Linked DNA regions of Homo sapiens: region 1 is linked to region 2. A link is an interaction called in ENCODE POLR2A ChIA-PET data of the cell type or tissue named here. Cell type or tissue: OCI-LY7. All regions are shown on one strand.

Region 1 (5,000 bases), 580 kb before region 2:
TCAGACTTCTGTGTCCTTAAGCAGGGTCTAGAATGTGTCAGGGAACCAGTTCTGGGCCTGAAGAATTGTTTTTTGTCCTGTTGTTCCTAGATTGTCATAGTCAGAGGAAGAGACTGTCTCACAAGCCCCATGCAGAATTTTGGGACCGTCGATGTTTGTGTAAAGGCAGGTATAACTTGCAGTCTTGCCTTTGGAATACATTTGTCTTCCTAAGTTAATCTGTTACAGGACACCGTATTTGATTTCTTGTCTGGAATTTGAGTCTCTTACCACTAGAAATACGGTGTTGTTTTGGTGAAGAATGCTTTTCTCTCTGCAAGAGTGGCAGTGTGGCGAAGTGATTCAGTGCAGGGACTTGGTGCAGGTCTGCCTGGCTTTCTCACTAATAGCTGTGTGATCTCGGACAAGTTACTTAACCTCTCGATGTTTATGTTGCTTCATCTATAAAAAGGGGATAGTAATGGTGTTCAACTACTTTATAGGTTTCTGGAAAGGAGAAAATAAGGGAACGTGAGCAAACCACTCAGAACAGCGCCTGCTGTGTGGTTAAGTGCTAAGGGTTTGTTATTTTTCACGACTTGGAATTGGAACAGAATATGAAATAAAGGGTGTCAAGGCAAAGCAGGCTTGTCAGTAGCTTGGAGTAGTGGCAAAAGTCTTGGCTTAGAAGGCAGGAGGCCTGCTCTTTCTGATCAGCCTTCCCGCTAAGTAGTGAAGCCAGTCTGAGCTTCACTTTATTTTAAAATGAGGTGGTAGCTGGGTGTGGTGGCTCATGCCTGTAATCCTAGCACTTAGGGAGGCCGAGACAGGAGGATCATTTGAGACCAACCTGGGCAACATGGTGAAACCCCATCTCTACAAAAAATTCGCCAGGCGTGGCAGTGCGCACCTGCAATGCCAGCTACCTGCGAGGCTTTAGGTGGGAGGATCACCTGAGCCCGAGAAGTCCAGGCTGCAGTGAGCCATGATTGCGCCACTGCACTCCAGCCTGGGTGACAGAGTAAGACCTTGTCTCAAATAAAATAAGATGAGGTGGTGATAACAAATGAATGCATAAACAAAAGGCAGAATATACATACAGTGCACTACTATTCAGCTATGAAAAGGAATTAAGTTCTGACATGTGCTACAACATGGATGAACCTTGAGGACATTATGCTAAGAGAAATAAATCAGACACAAAAGGACAACGGTTGCATGATTCCCCTATGTGAGCTATCTAGAATAGGCAAAGGCATAGAGACAGGAAGTGGAACTGAAGCTACCGGGGTTGAGGGAGGGGATATGGACAGTTTTGCTTAATGGTTATGGAGTTTCTTTTATGGGTGATGAAAAAGTTTTGGATCTGGATAGTGGTGCTAGTTACAAAATATTGTAAATACAATTCATGTCACTGAATTATACACTTAAAATAGTAAAGATGGCAAACTTCATATTATGTATGTTTTACTACAATAAAAAATTCGAACATAATTAAAAAGAAGAGTGAAGTAGGCTGATGTTGAAAGAAAAAGTTACTTGCTATAAACGTTGAAACTTTTCTAGACCATGAGGCTACCAGACAAAAAAGTGACTAGCCTGGGCAACATAGTGAGATCCTGCCTCAACATTAGCCTAGTGTGGTAGAGTGCGCCTGTGGTCCCAGCCACTTGGGAAGGCTTAAGTGGGAGGATCGCTTGAGCCCAGGAGGTTGAGGCTGCAGTGAGCCGTGATTGCACAACTGCACTCCAGCCTGCGTGATAGTGAGTCCCTGTCTTAAGGAGAAACCAAAAAACCCCAAACACATCTTATTTTGTGACTGAGATGATACACAAACACACACACACACACACACACACAAAGCTTCATGAAATGATGTTACCATCAATATATCTGATACAATCAAGATTTCAGATTTATTCAACTTTTAAAAATGCTTGTAGTTACATTAATTTTGTAACCCATTATGTCCTGTTTTAAAAACATTGTTGGCCAGGCACGGTGGCTCATGCCTGTAATCTCAGCACTTTGGAAGGCTGAGGCAGGTGGATCACCTGAGGTCAGGAGTTCGAGACCTGCCTGGCCAACATGGTGTGAAACCCGGTCTCTACTAAAAATAGAAAATTAGCCAATGTGGTAGTGCCTGCCTGTGATCCCAGCTACTTGGGAGGCAGAGGCAGGAGAATCGCTTGAACCTGGGAGGTAGAGGTTGCAATGAGCTGAAATCGTTCCACTGCACTCCACCCTGGGTGACAGAGGGAGACTCTGTCTCAAAATAAATAAATAAATAAAATTAAACGTTGTTGGGAGACTGGCTCATGCTTGGATATGTCTCCCACTGGCCACTAGGGAGAGCTGATAGGTCAGGCTGAGGAGTGAAGGGAACTGGTGGGGTTGCAGGTAGTAGTAGCCTCTGTGCTGGCTGGGACCCTTCTCAGCTAACCTCTCGCACTCCTTACCAAGGCCTTTCACAGGGGGCGGGCGGTGCCCATTTGGAGTTGAGTTGAACGAGTGTCTGTTTATTTGAAGAAACCTTCCCTGCCTCATTCCCGCCTGGGGGAGCCCATTTAAATGTGTGCTAGTTGTTGGATTTTTGGCTCAGCACTTTGGACCCTCTTCCTCCTGGAGAAGCACAGAACATGTCTCTTTCCTGTTGGCATAACGGCCCCCTTCAGATGTGTTACTGACAGCCTTAAGACTTGCCATGAACGGGCACGATGGCTCACGCCTGTAATCCTAGCACTTTGGGAGGCCGAGGCAGGCAGATCACGAGGTCAGGAGTTGGAGACCAGTCTGGCCAACATAGTGAGACCCTGTCTCTACTAAAAATACAAAAAATTAGCCAGGTGTGGTGGTGTGCGCCTGTAATCCCAACTACTTGGGAGGCTGAGGCAGGAGAATTGCTTGAACTCGGGAGGCGTAGCGTGCAGTGAGCCAAGATCGCACCACTGCACTCCAGCCTGGTGATGGAGTGAGACTCCCTCTCAAAAAAAAAGAAAAAGATTTGCCACGAACAACCTGCAAAATTCACCTCACTGGACAGGTTCTGAACCCTACTGTGTGTCAGGCGCCCTCCTCTCAACCTCAGCAAATGAGGCTGGTTCTGCCTGCCATTTTGGTTGTCAGGAAAATGGCATCCCTAGAAGGGAGTTGAAGCTCAGCAGGGAAGCAGCACAGAGAAGCAGCCATGCATGGGGTTGGAAGTCAGCTCCAATGGGGACTGCCTTGCCTGCCCTGGGCTCTCTCTGAAGCAGGTGTGACAAGTCACCTATGTTGGCCGGGTGCGGTGGCTCATGCCTGTAATCCCAGCACTTTGGGAGGCTGAGGCGGGTGGATCACCTGAGGTCAGGAGTTTGAAACCAGCCTGGCCAACATGGCAAAAATCCCTCTCTACTAAAAATACAAAAAAAAAATTAGCTGGGAGTGGTGGTGGGTGCCTGTAATCCCAGCTACTTGGAAGGCTGAGGCAAGAGAATCGCTTAAACCTGGGAGTCGGAGGTTGCAGGGAGTGGAGATCTCGCCACTGCACTCCAGTCTTCTGGGCGACAGAGTGGGACTCCTTCTCCAAAAAAAAAAAAAAAAAAAAAAAAAAAAAAAAAAAAAAAAAAAAGTCACCTATCTTAGCTCCAGGATCTCTTCTGTTTTTGCAGGGAGAAGCCAGAGGTTGTCAGGCATTTCAGCCTCCCTCCATGAGCAGAAGGAGGATCAGACCACTGGCTCATTAACCCCATCATGTTCAGTGCTTCCAAAAGTGTTGAACATGATTTTCATCTTTGTTCCCCCATTAGCTCCACCTGCTCTCCTATAAGGCTGTTGTTCATGTTTGACCAAAGTGATGACCACAGCATGTTCCACCTTCAGAGCAGGCAGAAGAGCTGAAACGTCCTTGCGCAATGAGGATTCCCTTAACTTCATTAGCAAGTGGTAACCTCTCCTCTCAGTCAGTTCCTCCACTTCCTCCTCCTGGGGTTAGTATGGCACAACCAATGTCCAACTCCTATGTGACAAGTTAGTCTGGGATCAGCTGTCAAAGTTAAGGAAGAGATGCCTTCAGGTCACTGCCCAGAGACAGAGCTAGACTTGCTTGATAAGACTGCCTCAGAGTAGTTCTTCCACAGGAATTCAGAAATGACTATGCAGCCTTTTCCTGTTGGCCACAGGAAATAGCCATGGCTTGTGGTGAAATAACGCTCACCAGCTAAGGGTTTAAGGGGACTCTACTATGACTCATGCCTGTCCTTGCTTTGATCCTCAGTTGGAAGCCAAAGGCTGTGGAGGTCAGATTTCCCTAGTGCTTTATGGTACAGTCTCCTCAGTGGGAACAGGCTGGAGATGGAATTCTTCCCTTACTGGTGCTTCACCCCGGTACTCGTCAAAAATACCGCTTGAAACTAGCTCCCAAGGCTGTGTGTGATGGTCACGCCTGTAATCTCAGCGCTTTGGGAGGCCGAGGCGGGTGGATCACTTCAGGCCAGGAGTTCGAGACCAGCCTGGCCAACATGTTGAAACCCCGTCTCTACTAAAAATACAAAAATGAGCCAGGTATGGTGGCACATGTCTGTAATCCCAGCTACTCAGGAGGCTGAAGCAGGAGAATCACTTGAACCCAGGAGGCAGAGGTTGGAGTGAGCTGAGATCGTATCACTGCACTCCAGCCTGGTGACAGAGTGAGACTCCGCTTTAAAAAACAACCCCCAAAAAACTAGCTCTCAAGACTTTTATGATAGCTCTCTTCTCTTACAGCTGTTTTTGGGTTACGACCCCCATATTTTCCAACAAGCTACCATTTTCTACCTTCCGCTTTTACATTCACAGTCACTGGACACTTAGCAGATGACGGCTCTGGTTGGTGGCTTCTTGATGGCAGCACTCAAGGTAGTGATAATGGTGTGGCTGAGAACTTACAAAAGGGCTCCACCACAGAAAAGGCTCTGCAGACATCAATCTCAAGGGTGGACCAGAGTTCCTAGCTCCACCCTTCCCCACAGGTATTTAAGTAGGTTATTAGAAGTATGCCTCCT
Region 2 (5,000 bases):
GCCCAGGGGCGTGTCCAGCTGTCGTCGGGGAGAGCCCACCTCCCCGGGGGGTGTGGCTAAGGGGCGAGGCGCTTCTCGTCCAGAGCCCAGGTAATCCGGGCGGGATCAGCGAGCGTCGCGATGTGATGACGTCAGGCCCCGGGCAGGCCGGGAGTGGCGTGCTGGGCGTGCGCGGCTGCGGTACGGCGTGTTGGTCCCAGCGGTTCAGCTGAGGTAGGGACGTGCTGTAGGCCGGAATGTTACCGGCTGTTGGATCTGCGGATGAGGAGGAGGATCCTGCGGAGGAGGATTGTCCTGAATTGGTTCCCATTGAGACGACGCAAAGCGAGGAGGAGGAAAAGTCTGGCCTCGGCGCCAAGATCCCAGTCACAATTATCACCGGGTATTTAGGTAACTAACCATCCCAGTCACAAAATGGCGTGACCTCTGGTGTCATGGGATTTTGCGGGCTGCCGGTGCCTCTTCTCCTGAGGCATTGGGGCCTCATGATCAAGAGCAAATGTCTTCGAGGTCGGGGCTGGGTCACTTGCTTCTCGTATGGGTTGCCTCTCATCTTGGGAGTTAATGATGCCCGGCCCCCTCTGCGTTAGATTCCCATTTCTCAAGTGAGATGGAAAGTTAGCCTTTGAAGCAAGGCTTTGACGCTAAGACACGCCCCCCTAATTGTCTCTGTGACCTCTTACCAAGTTATCTTACCTTCCTGACGCTCATCTACCTCACCTGAAAATGGAGAAATACCTGTCACCTGTGAAACAGGGCCGGAACCACCTACCTGTTGCCATTAAAGGATGTCCCGTCTGTAAAATGCCCGACACGTGGGGCTTTCGTCAGTAGATTCCCCTTCCCCACGAGCCAGAGTCCTCCAGCCAGCTGGCAGGGAGCGCTCCTATCTTAAACACTTTTTTTTTGAGGTCTGTTTGTAAACCACTGCGTAGGAAGTAAGAATAAAATCTCTGTCCTCCAAGACTATTTCTCAAACTAAGAACGTTTAGAGTGTACAGGGATACTCGAAACCACAAGTTTGTGAACTTGGTAGTTTCGTGAAGGGCGGTTTATGCACTTACACTAGAAGTTTCTTACTGGAAAAGTTTGAGAAATATATTTTTAAACCTTACAGTTAAATAGAAGGGCTAGAACAAATATATGGCTGTATTAGAAGTTTGGAAAAAGTTAAGAAATATAAATAAAATACTGTTTCCGGGAAATAATATTCCTAGTTGTTGCTAGAGACAGGTACAGACTTGGGCCACTTCGTGACCTTTTATGTAAAAATAAGAAATAACTGCTTTTGTTTTTTTTAAAAACTTTGTAGACTGTAAGTTTATTCCCGTTTTTTGCTCGGAAGTAATTTTATAAAGGAATTTATTTTTGGCGTTTCCCCACAGTTATTCAGAGGCTGCTCTGCTGAGAAGATGAACAAATTTCTTGTCCAAAACAATGTATTTCAAACGTGCCGCTCGGGCCTTTCCCGTATTGCTCACTGGTAGGTCAGTAGATCACTGGAGAAAATGATCTGAAGCTCAGGAGTGAGAATTAATACCAGCAACCTTGTTGCTGAATCTAGGGATAGTTTCACTCCTATCCCTGACCATTTTCCCTTTTTGAAACGCTGTTCTTTTGGCTTCTACTACATTTTTCTTCTGATTTTTCCACCTGCTTCTCTGGCTTCTTTTTAAGGCTCCCTCCTCCTTCCCCCTTTGTCCATCTTTAGCTACACACCTGTGTAATTTCTATTTTGATGTCCTACAACTTAAAACTTAACATGTCTGAAACTTCGTCTGTTACCATCCCCCCAAATCCTGCTTCTGTGATCCCAACCATTTGGAATACTCTAAAAGCCTCCTGACTAATCTGGAGTCTTGCTGCCCTTTAATTTATTCGTTGCATGTTAGCCTTAATGATCTTTATAAATGTCAATCCGACTGCGTCACACCTTTCAGTGGCATCCCTATGGGTTAAAATCCAAATTCCTTAACATGAATTACAAGGACCTGTAGGATCTGGATCTTGCCAACCTTTCCAGCCTGCCAAATTGGCCCCGCACAATGAACTAATGTTACTTCAAAGGTGCCAAGTGTTTTAGCCCCTTGGAATAGGTACTTTTTTACTGTGACTCCTCTGGCTAGATGTCCCTCTTAGGTTCTCCATAGCAATTTGTGCATCTCCTATTGAATATGTCACCCTGTGACATAATTGCCTCCTTATTCACTGAATTCCCCTCCATTCCCCCCTTCCCTTGATATTTCTAAGCTCTATGAAGGCAGAGACTATCTTGTTCACTTTTTCACCAAGGCCCAGCATAAATTTGTAACGTATTAGAAACCTTCGAATGAATGAGCTATGTCTTAAAGTGTTTTTTTTTTTCATAATATGGTTAAAAAGCCCTAGTAAATCTTCTCTTAGAAGATTTCTTACATTCACCCTTTCCTTTCAGTTTTCACATCACTGCCCTGTGAAACACTCATGTTCAGGGCCTCTGTCTCAGGCTTGGACTGGTTTTAAGATTTTCCTCATTGCCCTAAGTCTCTCTCTTCCATTCTATACTTCATATTTTTGTGATGTTGAGCTTCCTAAAGTACTCTAAATATAAGCCTTCATCTGTTAAAAAGCTTTGAAAGGAATATGACCTAAAAGATATTAATACCCTAATACTCCGTAAAATCTTCCTAGTTATAGGAAGATCTAGTTATATACTAGAAAACTTAATGTATTTCAGAAGACATGTATAGCCTACATGTAAAAGTTTTTAGCAGCACTGTAATAGTAAAACACTGGAAACAAACCAAATGTCCAACAAAAAAAAAAGATAAAGAAATGATATAGTCATACAATTGAACTACAATACTATGCAGTTAGGATTTTCTTTTTTTCCTCTATGAATTTTAGTGTGTACGGTTCACAAGACTATTTTTTTTCTACTGGAGATTGACATATTGGGTTTTATATGCCACCTGCTGGATAAAGTTGGTATAGCTTTATGAATTTATCTTACTGAACATTCTGTCCATTGTTGACACTACCTGGCTCTATTCCCCATTTCATAAAAACTTTTATAGATTGTTTAAAGCATACTATAAGTAGCCATATAGTCAGCCTGAAGTTGCGTCTTGTTAATGTTGAAATAAAAGGTCATTATAAATAAAAGATTGTGTGTAAATTTTAGGGAAGGTTAGGCTAGGTTGAAGAAGCTGTTTCAACTTGTAGGAGTGTTTGTAAATATTTATAAAATTTTATGTCTACATAAAGTATTTTGCAACAGGTTTCGAAGGATGCTTTAATCTTATCCTCTAGGATATTCTATGCTAAAATAATATATGAAAAATAGCACGCAAATTCTCAAAAACGTTAGGATTCTTTATATGTTTTTTGTATCTTTAAAATTATTTTGAATTTTTTTATTTACAAAAAATATGTTTTATAGGTGCTGGGAAGACAACACTTCTGAACTATATTTTGACAGAGCAACATAGTAAAAGAGTAGCGGTCATTTTAAATGAATTTGGGGAAGGTAAGTAAAGTTCAATAAATGTCATGTTGCAAGATTTTGTGTGACTGTTTATTCCTCTGGTGAATTGATATTCCATATTTAAAAATGAAAATGCAAGGTATTGTATTGATGTGGATAGCTTTAGAAAAGTTGGATTAATTTCTGTTAAGATTTATATGGGTTGAGATACTGAAATTAGTTTTAATAAAATTTTATTTTGTATAACTTTGGAATTCTTATTAACAGAATTAAACTACATTTTTACATGAAATAAATGACTCCAGAAGTAAAAATCTAGACATATGAAAAAACGTTTATTTTTTATTTTATTTTATTTTTTTTGAGATGGAGTCTCTCTCTGTCGCCAGGCTGGAGTGCAGTGGTGCAATCTCAGCTCACTGCCACCTCTGTCTCCTGGGTTAAAGTGATTCTCCTGCCTCAGCCTCCTGAGTAGCTGGGACTACAGGCGTGCGCCACCATGCCCAGATAATTTTTGTATTTTTAGTAGAGACAGGGTTTCGCCATGTTGGCCAGGATGGTCTTGAGCTCCTGGCCTTGTGATCCACCCGCCTCGGCCTCCCAAAGTTGCTGGGATTACAGGCATGAGGCACCATGCCTGGCGAAAAAATGTTTTTTTTAGGAATTAGGAAAGCACTTTTGTATGGACTCTATTGCAACTCATGAAAAATACTTGAAAATGCTTCTGTTATTAGTTAACTTTGTTTAATGTTTATTATCTGCAATGCAGTTAAAACTCAATATTTTAAAAATAAAGGTAAACATATGGTCTTTATCCTCATGTATTTTAAGTTATCTGTGAAAATAAGTGTGCTTAACTTCTCAACTGAAATATTAAACTGTAGTCAAAAAAATAGCTCTAGACACAATACTTCTGTTATCTTTATAGAAGTTTTTCTTCATAAGTATGAATTGTAATCAAAGCTTACTTCTAGCCAAAAAACAATATCTATTAAACGATTTCTTTTAAAATGTACTATTTTTTTTCAGTTGTAAAAAGTAAAAGAGCTAGGTTTTATGAACAGGATGGGAAGCCAGTTATATTCGATTTCTGGTTTTAATAAACGAAAGAGAAAAGTGCTTTTTAGGCAAAAATCCTGAGATTTCTAATAACAGACTGTTTTTTTCATCATCTTATTAAATAACCTATTGCACACTGATTACATTTATTCTTACTATTTTCTTTATTTTTTCCTGGATCATTTTTGCAATTTTATTTTTCACAGCATTCTCAATACTTTTCTTCATGTTTCATTAATGTTCTGTATATAGTCCAAATTCTGTAGCAACCTCTTTAGAAGCTCTTTATTAATACCTAGCTGAAATATAAAAAATATGTAAGTGTAAAACTACTCGATTTTATGGGAGCTCATTTGCTTAGTGGGCTTTTAGAACTTCACTGTTTGGTATATTTCTTTATTAGAGGAAAAGTAAAACATTTAAAATAATTCTTATAGATAACAAGCATTTCAAATGTAGTTTATTCTTTCTTAAG

Evidence for each region. ChIA-PET counts read pairs that join two places held together with the same protein. Peaks named below come from ENCODE experiments on the same cell type or tissue, not always from the same donor. Only the 100,000 strongest peaks of a DNase experiment are listed, where the experiment ranks them.
Region 1: POLR2A ChIA-PET joins it to region 2 with 7 read pairs; 1 of 35 experiments calls an interaction of 5 or more read pairs at or near these places.

The regions. Positions count from the first base shown.
Region 1 is chr9:755,060-760,059 of GRCh38, reverse strand. All of the region lies in intron 1 of LOC124902109 (a long non-coding RNA gene), which reads left to right. Among named protein-coding and RNA genes, the nearest start is that of KANK1-AS1, 72 kb to the right of the region's middle. In OCI-LY7, a CTCF peak has its summit at 2,328 (motif pointing right); a DNase peak (open chromatin) is centred at 2,339.
Region 2 is chr9:174,206-179,205 of GRCh38, reverse strand. It overlaps ZNG1A (Zn regulated GTPase metalloprotein activator 1A), which reads left to right and starts at 150. Exons shown (of 15, transcript NM_018491.5): 1 at 150-390; 2 at 3,422-3,508. The coding sequence starts at 237. In OCI-LY7, no CTCF peak of the experiment used is centred here; a DNase peak (open chromatin) is centred at 18; H3K4me3 peaks cover 1,072 bases.